Linked DNA regions of Mus musculus: region 1 is linked to region 2. The links are chromatin loops, found by intact Hi-C in ENCODE. Cell type or tissue: heart. All regions are shown on one strand. Links, peaks and the distances in the headings refer to the core of each region. The heading gives the core; the rest is flanking DNA.

Region 1 (5,377 bases), core at 86-5,085, 160 kb before region 2:
AAATGAGAACAATCATAAATTATATGTATCTGTTCTTAGCAAGAAGTCAGCTAGGGGTCAGCACGATAAGGAGACGAGCTACTGGGTACAATACTGCTCAGGCATGAGAACATGAGGTCAGATGCTCAGGAGTGTGTGCTGGGGACCCTAACCCTGGGAAATGGTCCTATCTCTGAAACTCATTGGCTAGCTCTGAAACAAATTGATGAGCTTCTGGTTCAGTGAGACCCTATCTCAACAAATGAGGCGCAGGGCCAGCAAGATGGATGGCTCAGTGGATAAAGGAGCTTACCACCAAGGCTGATGACCCAGCCCAGAATCCATATGGTAAAAGAGAAAAAACTAACAGTTTGTCTCCTAACCTCTATCTGGACACCATGGCACATAAATACACATAAATGTAAAAATAGTAAGGAAGCAATCAAGGTAAGATGCCCAAATATTGACTTCTGATCTGAACACACATGCTCACACCTATACAACACATATATACACCACACATACAAAAAGAAGTCCACCACAGCTGGGCATGAAGACACCTGTGATCCCACCAATAAGGATGACGGATGACTGCAAGGTCAAGGCCATCTCGGGCCTCTTGATGAGTTTCAGGCGAGTGGAGGCAATAGAGTGAGAACTTGTCTTAACAAAACACAAGTCAGCCAACCCCATGTTGAAACACCCCTGATTTACTCTTCTTTATGATAAAATATCGTGACCAAAGAACTTGGAGAAGACCCTTATCTGGCCTTACAGTTCCAGAGTGACCAAGCTAGCTCAGTCAACAGGTTCTTCAGGGCAGGAGCAAGAATTAAAGAGAAAAATGACAATTAGACAACACTGTAGCTTGACTCCAGCCAGTTCTCAGGCTGAGGCAGGTTTATTTTTTCCCAATCTGCTTTTGTAGCATTTTAATTACATGTAAGTAATAAGGTCAATTCTGAGTTAAAAAACAAGGCCATAAACAAAGTCCCCTGGTCACTGTTTCTAGGGCTCATCAGGGTGATCAAGACATCTGAGCCTACTTCCCTGTCCTAGCCCAAAATTATATTCTTGCCTGAAGCCTACTTCTTGTTCTAGCCAAAATCAGATTCCTGCCTGAGCTTACCTCCCTGTCCTGCCCATTATCAGATTCCTGCCAAGCGGCACCAAAAGCTCTCCACACAGAGAATCAGAGTTCAAGATTGTGGAATGAAGGCATGGTGGCAGGAGCCGGAAGCCTACCCCAGTGACATCCTCCAGCGAGGCCACACTTCCTAGTCCTCCCACATAGTGCCAGCAATTGGGAATCAAGTGCTCAAATGCCCAAGGGAAGCCGTGAAGCATCCCAGCCTCGCACACTTCTTCCTAAGCAACAATCCCACTTGCTTATGTCTTGTTCACCGAGTTGTAACATTTAACACATGTGCACACGGTGTACACAATGTCAAAGACTGCTGTGGAAGGAAGCAAAATACTCTTTGTTGTTGGTTTGGGGTTTTGTTTTGTTTTTGTGACATGGTCTTGCTCTATGGCTAAGCTAGCCTGGAACTCACTGTAGAGACCAGACTGGCCTCACACTTGCAACGGTCTTCCAGCTTCTGGTGCACATATACTAGGGTTAAAATGTGCACTGCACACCCCGCAAGAAAACCAGTGAGAGTCCATTAGAAAACTAAGTTTTTGCCCTTGCACACAGTTATCAATTGTGATAGCTTCCAGGTTAAGGATGGGGCATGTGTCTACTCCTCAGAGTCATCTGGCTTAGACCTGCACAGGTCCTGTGCATGTAGCCGTCCATAATCTGTGAGTTCATATGTGTGCCAGTCCTGCTGTGTCAGACAGCCTTGTTTGCTTGGTGTCCTCCACCCTCTCCAGCTCTATGATCTCCAGCTCCTCTTCCACAGAGTTTTCTGAGCCCTTAGGGGAGGGGTTTGATACAGAAATCCCATTTAGGACTGAGTGTTCCAAGGTCTCTCACTCTCTGCACATTGCCTAGTTGTGGGTCTCTGTATTTGTTCCCATCTCTGATGATGGCTGAATAGGACACAAACCTAAGAATATACCAGAATGTTGTTAGTAGTCATTTTATTGCCATGTTCCTTTAGCAGATTGTAGTATTTGGTTTCCCCACTAGGTCCATGGCTTACTGGGTCTCAGGTTCTTGGCCATCCCAGGAAGCACTGGGCGAAAACTCCAGCTCATGGAGTAGGCCTTGATTCCAATCAGACAGCGACAACCTGAGGTTCCCCCCTGGACTCACATTATGGAAAGAGGAAACCAACTTTTCTGACCTCCACAGCCTGCCATGGCTGGTGCATGCCCGCCCTTCCCCCACATTGACATAAATAAATGTGATTGGATATTTTAAAGGTAAAAGGTTGTGTCTGCCTTCAAGCTACTCACCATCACTTAATAAGCATGGATGCATGAGGCCCGGGGGTTTGAACCTCAGAACTGCACAAACCGGCCATGTGATGCAGAGGGACATGGAAGCCAGCTAGTCAAAAGGCCAGCCAAGATCAGTTTTGGCTACACACGTTTGAGGCTAGCCTGGGTTACAAGAGACCCTGCTTTATCTAAATAGATAGATAGATAGATAGATAGATAGATAGATAGATAGATAGATAGATAGATAGATAGATAGATAGATAGATAAGCAAGCCTGTTAGTGTATGACTTGGGAGCATAATTAATTTGAGGTGTTCCCTGCTGAGAGGTGAACAGAGGCTTAAGTGAAGGTCAGTCAGCCCTGGGCTGGTGGGGAATAACACGCCAGTCCAGAAATCATTCTGCCTGGAAATTACTGACCAAACAGAGAAGTCAGAAATAACTCTAAAGGAAGTGAGAAACTGGAAGATTTATTTGTGCTTTATGAACATTACACCCAGGGATTGTCCCCAAAAATTATCTAAATTTCCAAGCGGGACTAGAAAGCCTGGCTGGCGTGGGCCGGCCGGAAGCTGCACGCCTCCGCGAGCTGGGCCACCAGGGGGCGCCAGGCAAGCGGTGGCCAGAGCTGCGCGGTGACCAGAGCTGCGCGATGGCTGCCGCACGGTTGCTGTTGCGCCTCGCCGGGCGCCTGGAGTCAGTGAGCTTCACACAGAGCGTGTGTGGACTCCTGGGTGCGGGGCAGAGACCCGGGCCGTGGCACACGCATTGCAGCTTGGAGCGAGGACAGCTTGTCCTCTCTAGCAATCCATTCCCCGGCGCTTCGGAGAGGCTTCCAATCCAGGTTGGGACAGGGAACCAGCAGGGAACGTGAAGGCAGTTTGGGGATGGGACGGGGCGAGTGGCGACAGGCCAGCTCCCACCGTGGGCACCCTTAATTTATGGAAGTGCCATCCTGCTTCCGAAGTCTTAGCCCGGCCAAACCCCTCTTGTCAGAGACCTCTTTTCTGCCCTTTTGCGGCTCTGGACCAGCAGCCTGAGGTCTCCAAGACAGAGCCGCTCACAAATAGAGGTGTGGATCTGGGTGTGGCGGTCATTCTTCAGTCCAGTGACCAGACTGTACTGTTGACCCGAAGGACATGCACTCTCCGCATTTCCCCCAATCTGTGGGTCCCTCCAGGTGAGCACCTACGAACAGGGTCTATGGGAGACAGGTGCCCTTTCCCTCCACAATGTTATTGGGCAGTTTCATACAGTGGTGACCCAACGTCTGTGTCCATAACAGACTTCCTCTGCCCACTGGAGAATGGGGTCCCTGGTGGAAGACAACAACCGTTCACATTGGGCCCACTCCTCTTGCAGGTGGGCACATGGAACCTGATGAGGAGGTACCGGCCTGCCGACCCAACCAAGAAACCTGAGTGGAGTCACCTTGGGTGTGGGCTGAGGGAGGGAGGGACAAAGAAAAGGACTTGGTAGGTTGAGCTTTGGATACTCTGACCGGCTCCCTTTGACTTCCAGATACTGGAGTGTGGATTTCGAGAGCTCTGGGAAGAGTGTGGACTACAGCTGCCCAAGAACCAGTTTTCTTGTGTCCTTCTGGGGTTATGGGAGGTGAGACAGAACGACCCCCAAAGCCCATTGAATAATCCTTGCCTGCCTTGGGCACTGGGAAAAAGTGTGGATGGACTGGAGTCCCCAAGTCATAGCTCTCACTCATGTCCCCCTTACCTGTCACCTACCACCCACTGCTTTGGCTTTGGACCAGCATTTTGTCTTCCTAAAGCCTCTTAACAAAGTCTCAAAGATAGTCGGTTTCTCAATATGCTATATTGGCTTTGTCTGCTCTTGTTGATCTTTTTCTTCTTCAGTCTGCCTACCCTCCTAGGCTGAGCTGGGGCTTCCCCAAATACCATCACCTCATTCTCTACGTACTCGTGATCTCCCAGGAGTCCCAGGAGCAGCTCCAGGTAGGCTTGGCGGTAGGGAAGACGGGACATCTGGCCTGGCTGTGACTGTGAGTAGAAGGGGAGGGAATCAAGCACCAAGCTGCCCTGCCCTGCGCCTGCCTCCTCCCCACCTGTGGCCTCTCCCTTAAGTGAAGAATCAACATGTCTGACCCCAGGCCAGGATCCAAGTAAACCCAAATGAGGTGAATGCTTTTATGTGGCTGGGACCAGATGTAGCGGCAGCTGTGGTTGCCACAGAGGATGGGACAAGGACACCCGGACTTTTCTCCCAGGACCTACCACTCTCTGTCTGGTGAGAACTTTTCCTTTAGCTATCAGCATATGACATACATACATAAGCATGCGTGGGAGGGTGCAGTTTAGAGTTTCGTGTTGTGAAAGAGATTTAGGGAATGAGTTTGTCTACTGATAAATCAAAAGACCATCTGAGATCAAAGACTAAATGTTAAGGGTTTGTGCTCCGACTACTAGCTAGCATTGAAGACCTTGGTTTAAGCCCTTACTCTCCCATAGGACAGAGTCGCTTAAACCTCCTTGAATGTGTTTCCTTTCTGTCAAGTGAGGTTAACACTCACTTGCCTTCTGCAATACTTGGGAGGATTAAACGGCTCAATATACTAAAGTTCGTTGTAAGCTACAAGGCACAACCCAGACAGAAACTGTTATAATCCAGTGCAACCGAACTGAAGGACGATGGAGGAACCCAACCTCTGGTCCTGCCCATGCCCACACTCATGCGGACAACCCCAACCACAGCAGAGGAGGACAAAGAGAGGATCGGCGCTGGAACCAAGTTTGCCCTCCAGCTCTGGTTGCAACATCTGGGCAGATGAGGTAAGGACCGACTTGCGGGTAGCATAGTCTTGGTACCAGATGATGTTTTTAGGGACATCAAAGAAACAAAGAGAAAGCAACTGCTCTTGGCTATGCTTGTGCGAATGCCCACACTCCCTCCCAGGTAAAAGTGACGTCCACACAGACCACAGACCAGCAAAGGAAGCCTGTCAACCCAAGACCTGGGATGTCCTTCGAGATGG
Region 2 (5,377 bases), core at 51-5,050:
TGAGGCAGGAGAATTGCTAGAAGTTCAAGGCCAGTTTGGGACAGAGTGAACCCTTGTCTTAAAACAGGAATTCAAAAGAAGGATCGCAAATGGAGAGGCAGTATCTCAGTTTGTAGAGCACTGCCTACCATGAATGAAGTCCTGGCTTCGATCTCCAGCACCAGAGTAGACCTGTTGGCCTATGCCTGTCATCCTAGCACTTGGGAGATGGGAGGCAAAGAGTCAGAGTTCAAGGGCATCCTCTGAGTTCTAGGGCAGCCTGGACTTCAGAACTATTTTAGCTTCTAGATTCTAGCCTAATCAGCTAATGTAACTTAGGTTGGCTTTGAAAAAGTAGTGATTCCCCTGCCTCCACCTCCCAACCACTACAATAAGAAATATAAGGCACATTTTTTTTTTTAAAATATAGCAGTGGTTTTCAACGCTCCTAATGCTGCGACCCTTTATATAGTTCCTCATGCTGTGGTGACGCCCAACCATAAAATTATTTTTGTTGCTACTTCATAGCTGTAATTTTGCTATTGTTATGAATTGTAATGGAAATGTCTGTGTTTTCGATAGTCTTAGGCAGCCTCTATAAAGGGGTCATTCAATACTCAAGTGGGTTGGGACCCACAGGTTGAGAACTGCTGGCATAGCCCACTGTGCACCCTTCTGATTGTCTGTAGACTTGGCTGTGACAGAAGCAGGACTGTGGATTTCCTCATGAAGAGAAAATACCGCCCCCCCCACCCCCCATGGCCTCTTTCTGTTTCAGATGATTTAATTTTAGCACAGGGCCTCCAGAGCTCACAGAGAGTGGGGTGAGGGGAAGAGAGACCGGAGACTGATGAACTTAATTTAAAAAGACATAAAGAATTGTGTTCGTTGTATAAGTATTTTGGCTGCACGTATGCATAAGTACCATGTACATGACTGGTGCCTAAAGAAACGTACTGTTTGTATGCTACTAAAAGTAATAAACAAACAAACAAACAAACAAAACAACCAAACATTGACTGGCTATGGTGTGAATTGGATTTCCTGAAACTAGTGATGCACACCTTTAATCCCAGCACTCAGAAAGCAGAGGCAGTTGGATCTCTCTTAGGTTTGAGTTCCAGGAAAGCCAGGGCTACATAGAGAGACCCTGTCTCAAAAAACCAACAACTACATGTGTAATTGATAAGTCTGTGATGGTGGCCTTTACATGGAGTCCCAGCAGAGGTGGAGGCAGGGGGATCACCTCTTGTTGGCAGCCAACCTAAGCTAAGTTTCAGAGCGGGCTCCAGGCTCCAGTGTAAGACCTTGGTTAAAACAAACAAACAAGTCGGGCTGTGGTGGCGCACGCCTTTAATCCTAGCACTTGGGAGGCAGAGGTAAGCCGATTTCTGAGTTCGAGGCCAGCCTGGTCTACAAAGTGAGTTCCAGGACAGCCAAGACTACAGAGAAACCCTGTCTCGAAAAACAAAAAACAAACAAATATGTACATATGACTTAGGTTAATGCTTCAAGGTAGGAGATGCTCTATATTAAAGACAGGTGCATGAAACCCTTGGTCTTAAAGACACTGGTTCTATGAACTAATCACAGAAAATGTTCTCAAGACAGCCTTGATATGTGTGGATAAAGACACTTTGTAATATTAAATCATGTGTGTGTGTGTGTGTGTGTGTGTCTGTCTGTCTGTCTGTCTGCCTGTCTGCTGTTTGGTTTTGCTTGTTTGTTTAAGGAAAAAAAAAAAAAAGGATCTCTTGCTCCACAGGCTCACCTTCACCTTCACTTGCCACGTAGTAGAGGCTGGCCTTGAACTCCTGACTCTTCTGCCTGCTAATCATTAGGAACTTAAGTGCACTCCACCATACTAGGCCAGTTATTTATTTATTTTGTTACTTGTTATTTTTAGTGGCACACAAACAATAGGTTTCATGATGACATTGGTATAACAAGATATGACACATATCTTGTTGTATACCCACTACTGTTCCTTGTCTGGGCTCCTCTCCTTCTTCCACATAGGCCCCCTTCTGCTCTCATCTCATTAATACACATGCATACACACACACACACACACACGCACACACACACACACAGACAGACTGTACATACAAGAGGCCATACATGAGTTTTATTTCAGGAAACATGTAGTTTCACTGCTATGTGGTGGTGATAAATACTTCGTCCTGAGAATGGGCAGGAACTGAGCAGTCTTGGCTTCTAAAGCTCTGCCGTTGTCCTGTTCCACGTTGCTGCTAGTTTCCTGACACTGATTTTGAGAACAGTGATTACACAGCCTTTCTCCCTGAGATGGAGGACGAAACCTGTTACGATGCATGGATGGATAGAGTAGGGAGGGAGGTGTTGCCTTGGTCTGTGAAGAGATTGAAGCCTCAAGTTTCAAGGGTCAGTGTAGTGGTGCACACTTTAATGCCAGCACTCAAGAGGCAGAGGCAGGAGAAACTGTGAGTTCTAGGCCAGCCGTGGCGACAGTGTAAGCACCTGTCTTTAAAACAGGGTTGGCGGTAACAGGGGAGGACTGGAGATGTGATGGTGACTGAGGGGGGACTGGGGAGGACGGCTGAAGATGGAGATTATGTGTTCAAGCCAAGGTAGAAATGTCTCACTCCCAAATGAGATGCAATGTAGTTAAGAATTACGTTGCGTGGAGTTGGAGAGACGGTTCAGGGATTAAGAGTATTGCTGCTCGGGCAGAAGACAGGAGTTGTGTTCGCATAGACAACTGTGTTGTTCCCGCATCCAACCAGTGACCTCTGCTGGCCCCCAGCGGAATTACATTCACATCCAAAAACTCACAGTCAAGACGTCCACAAAATTTAAAGAAAATATTTTAAAACTCTTCTTTAAATCATCAAGATAAATATAAAAATGTTAAAAATAAAAACTTTTTAAAAATTACTCTATGTTACGTGCGTTCAGAAAGCAGCCCTCCTCAGGCCCCTCTCCTGAACGGTTCTCAGCTCCCAGCGCTTTCATCCAGCGTCCTGGTGCGCTTTCTATTGCTGGGATAAGCACCTTGACCGAAAGCTACTCGGGAAAGAAAGGGTTTCTTTCAGCTTACATTTATAGTCCATCACTGAGGGAGGGCAGGGCAGGAAGCTGGAGGGAAGACTCAAGCAGAGGCCATGAAGAAACAGTGCTGAGGGCTTGCTCCCCATGGCTTGCTCAGTCTGCTTTCTTATACCACTCAGGGCCACGTGCCCAGGGCTGGCATCGCCCACGTCAGTTATAATCAAGAAGATGTCCTGCTGACTTGCACACAGACCAATCCAATGGAGGCATTTTCTCAATTGAGGTTTGTCCTTCCCGTTTGACTCTGGATTGTGTCAAGTTGACAAGAACTGACCACTACATCTGTTTGCTTTGTTTTGTTTTTATTTTTTCTTTGCTGATGCTAGATTAGGTTAATGCCTCATTGTAGGAATGGGCTGAAATGTATCTCTGTCCATTTCTTGATATATCTCATTTGATGTGTTTTGTCTGTTTTAGATAGGGTCTCACAATGTGGCACAGGCTAGCCTGGAACTTTAGTTCTGTCTTCTAAAGAAAAGAAGAAAATAAAACTATATATGTGTATGTATGAAATAAAACATATTAGCTTAGGACCTTGTATAGTGGCACAGGCTTTTAATCCCAGACAGAGGCAGGAAGCTGTCTGTGTATCCCTGGCTGTCCTCAAACTCACTCTGTAGACCAGGCTAGCCTTGAACTTACAGAGATTCAACTGCCTCTGCCTCCAAAGTGCTGGGATTAAAGGCATACAGTTTGTTCCTTTTCAATGAGGGTTACTTCTGAGTGTCAGGGGGATCTCCTTTATGGGTTGATATGATCATGAGTCACCCGGATATGTTCAGTGACTGAGAATCCACAGCTAACCTGTAAGATGAGCATTGATCTCTGCGTTTTTAAGCATCTGCAGCAAAAATTCAACAATGGTTTCAGCCAATGACTGAGCAGGCCTCAAGTCTAACCAGAAAACAGTTTGTTACTCCCTAAATAGCCACGACGCTATTGTAGTAGAGTCTGCATCTTACTTAGAAGGTCAGTGTTGTAGATGCAGGGTCCAGCATGAGACCTTGGATGTCATTTCTTCCACAGTGGCCTGCCTGCTGCCTCCTGGCACCATGGAAGCTAGAAGTTTGCTGCTCAGTTCTAGATTGATGTCTCCATGGTGTGCAACCAGGATGTACGATGTCTTCAGTATTGCTGTGTGACCAAGAGCCACGGCAGTGTCTGTTTCACTGGGGTGGAGTGGAGGCTCAGACACTCTTTTAGAAGTTGATTTTTTCTCACTGGGTGGTGACGGTGCACGCCTTTAATCCCAGCACCTAGGAAATAGATGCTGGTGGATCTCTGAGTTTGAGGCCAGCCTGGTCTACACAGTGAATTCCAGAAGAGCCACAAAAGCTGTCAGGAAGGAAGGAAGGAAGGAAGGAAGGAAGGAAGGAAGGAAGGAAGGAAGGAAGGAAGGAAGGAAGGAAAGAAAACAAAAAAGAAAAGCAGAGTTGCCAGTCTTCTTTGGGTAACTTTTTAGTCATTAGTGCCACCTGCTGACAATTTGTAAAAGTGGAAAGTCAGAATTACTGGTCACAGGTGTGCGTGTGTGTCTGTGTGTGTGTTTGTGTCTGTGTGTGTGCATGCTCAGTTTTTGCTTTAAAAAACTGTAGACCCTTTTATTGGATATGATTTTGAGAATGACCCACTCTGGAGAATGAAAATGGATCTTGTGATAACAGTAAAGTAGCAAGCATACCCAGGCAGTGGTGACACACCTTTAACCCAGCACTTGGGAGGCAAAGGCGGGCTGAGCTCAAGGTAAGCCTGGTCTAGAGAGTGAGCTCCAGGACAGCCAAGGCTACACAGAGAAACCCTGTCTTGAAAAGCTACATAAAATAACTGTTCTATTTTCTTTCCCTGCCATTTTGCGATTTTCCTAAGTTTGTTTGAACGCCCCATTTTTTTTTCTAGCCCATTCACCAAAGGAAGAGGAAAATGTGGACCAACATTTTTCTTGTTTCTTGTTTTTGTTTTGTTTTGAGATGGTATTTCTCTGTGTAGCCCAGGCTGTCCTGAACTCACTCTCTAGACCAGGCTGACCTGGTTCTCACAGAGCTCTGACTTCCTTTGCCTCCCGAGTTTTGTGATCAGAGGTGTGGGCCACCGTGCTGGGGTTTCCCCACCCCCTTTAAATGGCAACTTTATTTAGGTGTACTTGATTCAGAGTAAGTTGCACACATTAGCAGGGTGTAACTTTATGAGTTGTAATATATGTGTCTGCCAGCCAGGCACAATCTCTGAGTTCAAGGCTGGGCTGCTTTACAGAATGAGTTTCAGAACAGCCAGAGTTACATAGTGAGACCTTCTCTTGAGAAACAACAAC

What was found. A loop is a pair of places that touch in the nucleus more often than their neighbours do. Peaks named below come from ENCODE experiments on the same cell type or tissue, not always from the same donor. Only the 100,000 strongest peaks of a DNase experiment are listed, where the experiment ranks them.
Region 1: it touches region 2 in a loop (6-fold over the local background); 20 of 42 quality-filtered maps call a loop at or near these places.

The regions. Positions count from the first base shown.
Region 1 is chr3:96,706,165-96,711,541 of GRCm38, reverse strand. It overlaps Nudt17 (nudix (nucleoside diphosphate linked moiety X)-type motif 17), which reads left to right and starts at 2,982. Exons shown (of 8, transcript NM_030094.1): 1 at 2,982-3,214; 2 at 3,367-3,550; 3 at 3,733-3,758; 4 at 3,892-3,984; 5 at 4,242-4,340; 6 at 4,496-4,632; 7 at 5,014-5,174; 8 at 5,299-5,377. The coding sequence starts at 3,023. The coding sequence ends at 5,173. It also overlaps a transcript of Polr3c not described here. In heart, for the core only: no CTCF peak of the experiment used is centred there; DNase peaks (open chromatin) are centred at 3,111, 3,381 and 4,341; H3K4me3 peaks cover 1,099 bases; H3K27ac peaks cover 672 bases.
Region 2 is chr3:96,544,933-96,550,309 of GRCm38, reverse strand. No RefSeq gene overlaps it. Among named protein-coding and RNA genes, the nearest start is that of Txnip, 10 kb to the left of the region's middle. In heart, for the core only: CTCF peaks have their summits at 2,756 (motif pointing left) and 4,553 (motif pointing left); no DNase peak of the experiment used is centred there; H3K4me3 peaks cover 324 bases; H3K27ac peaks cover 1,449 bases.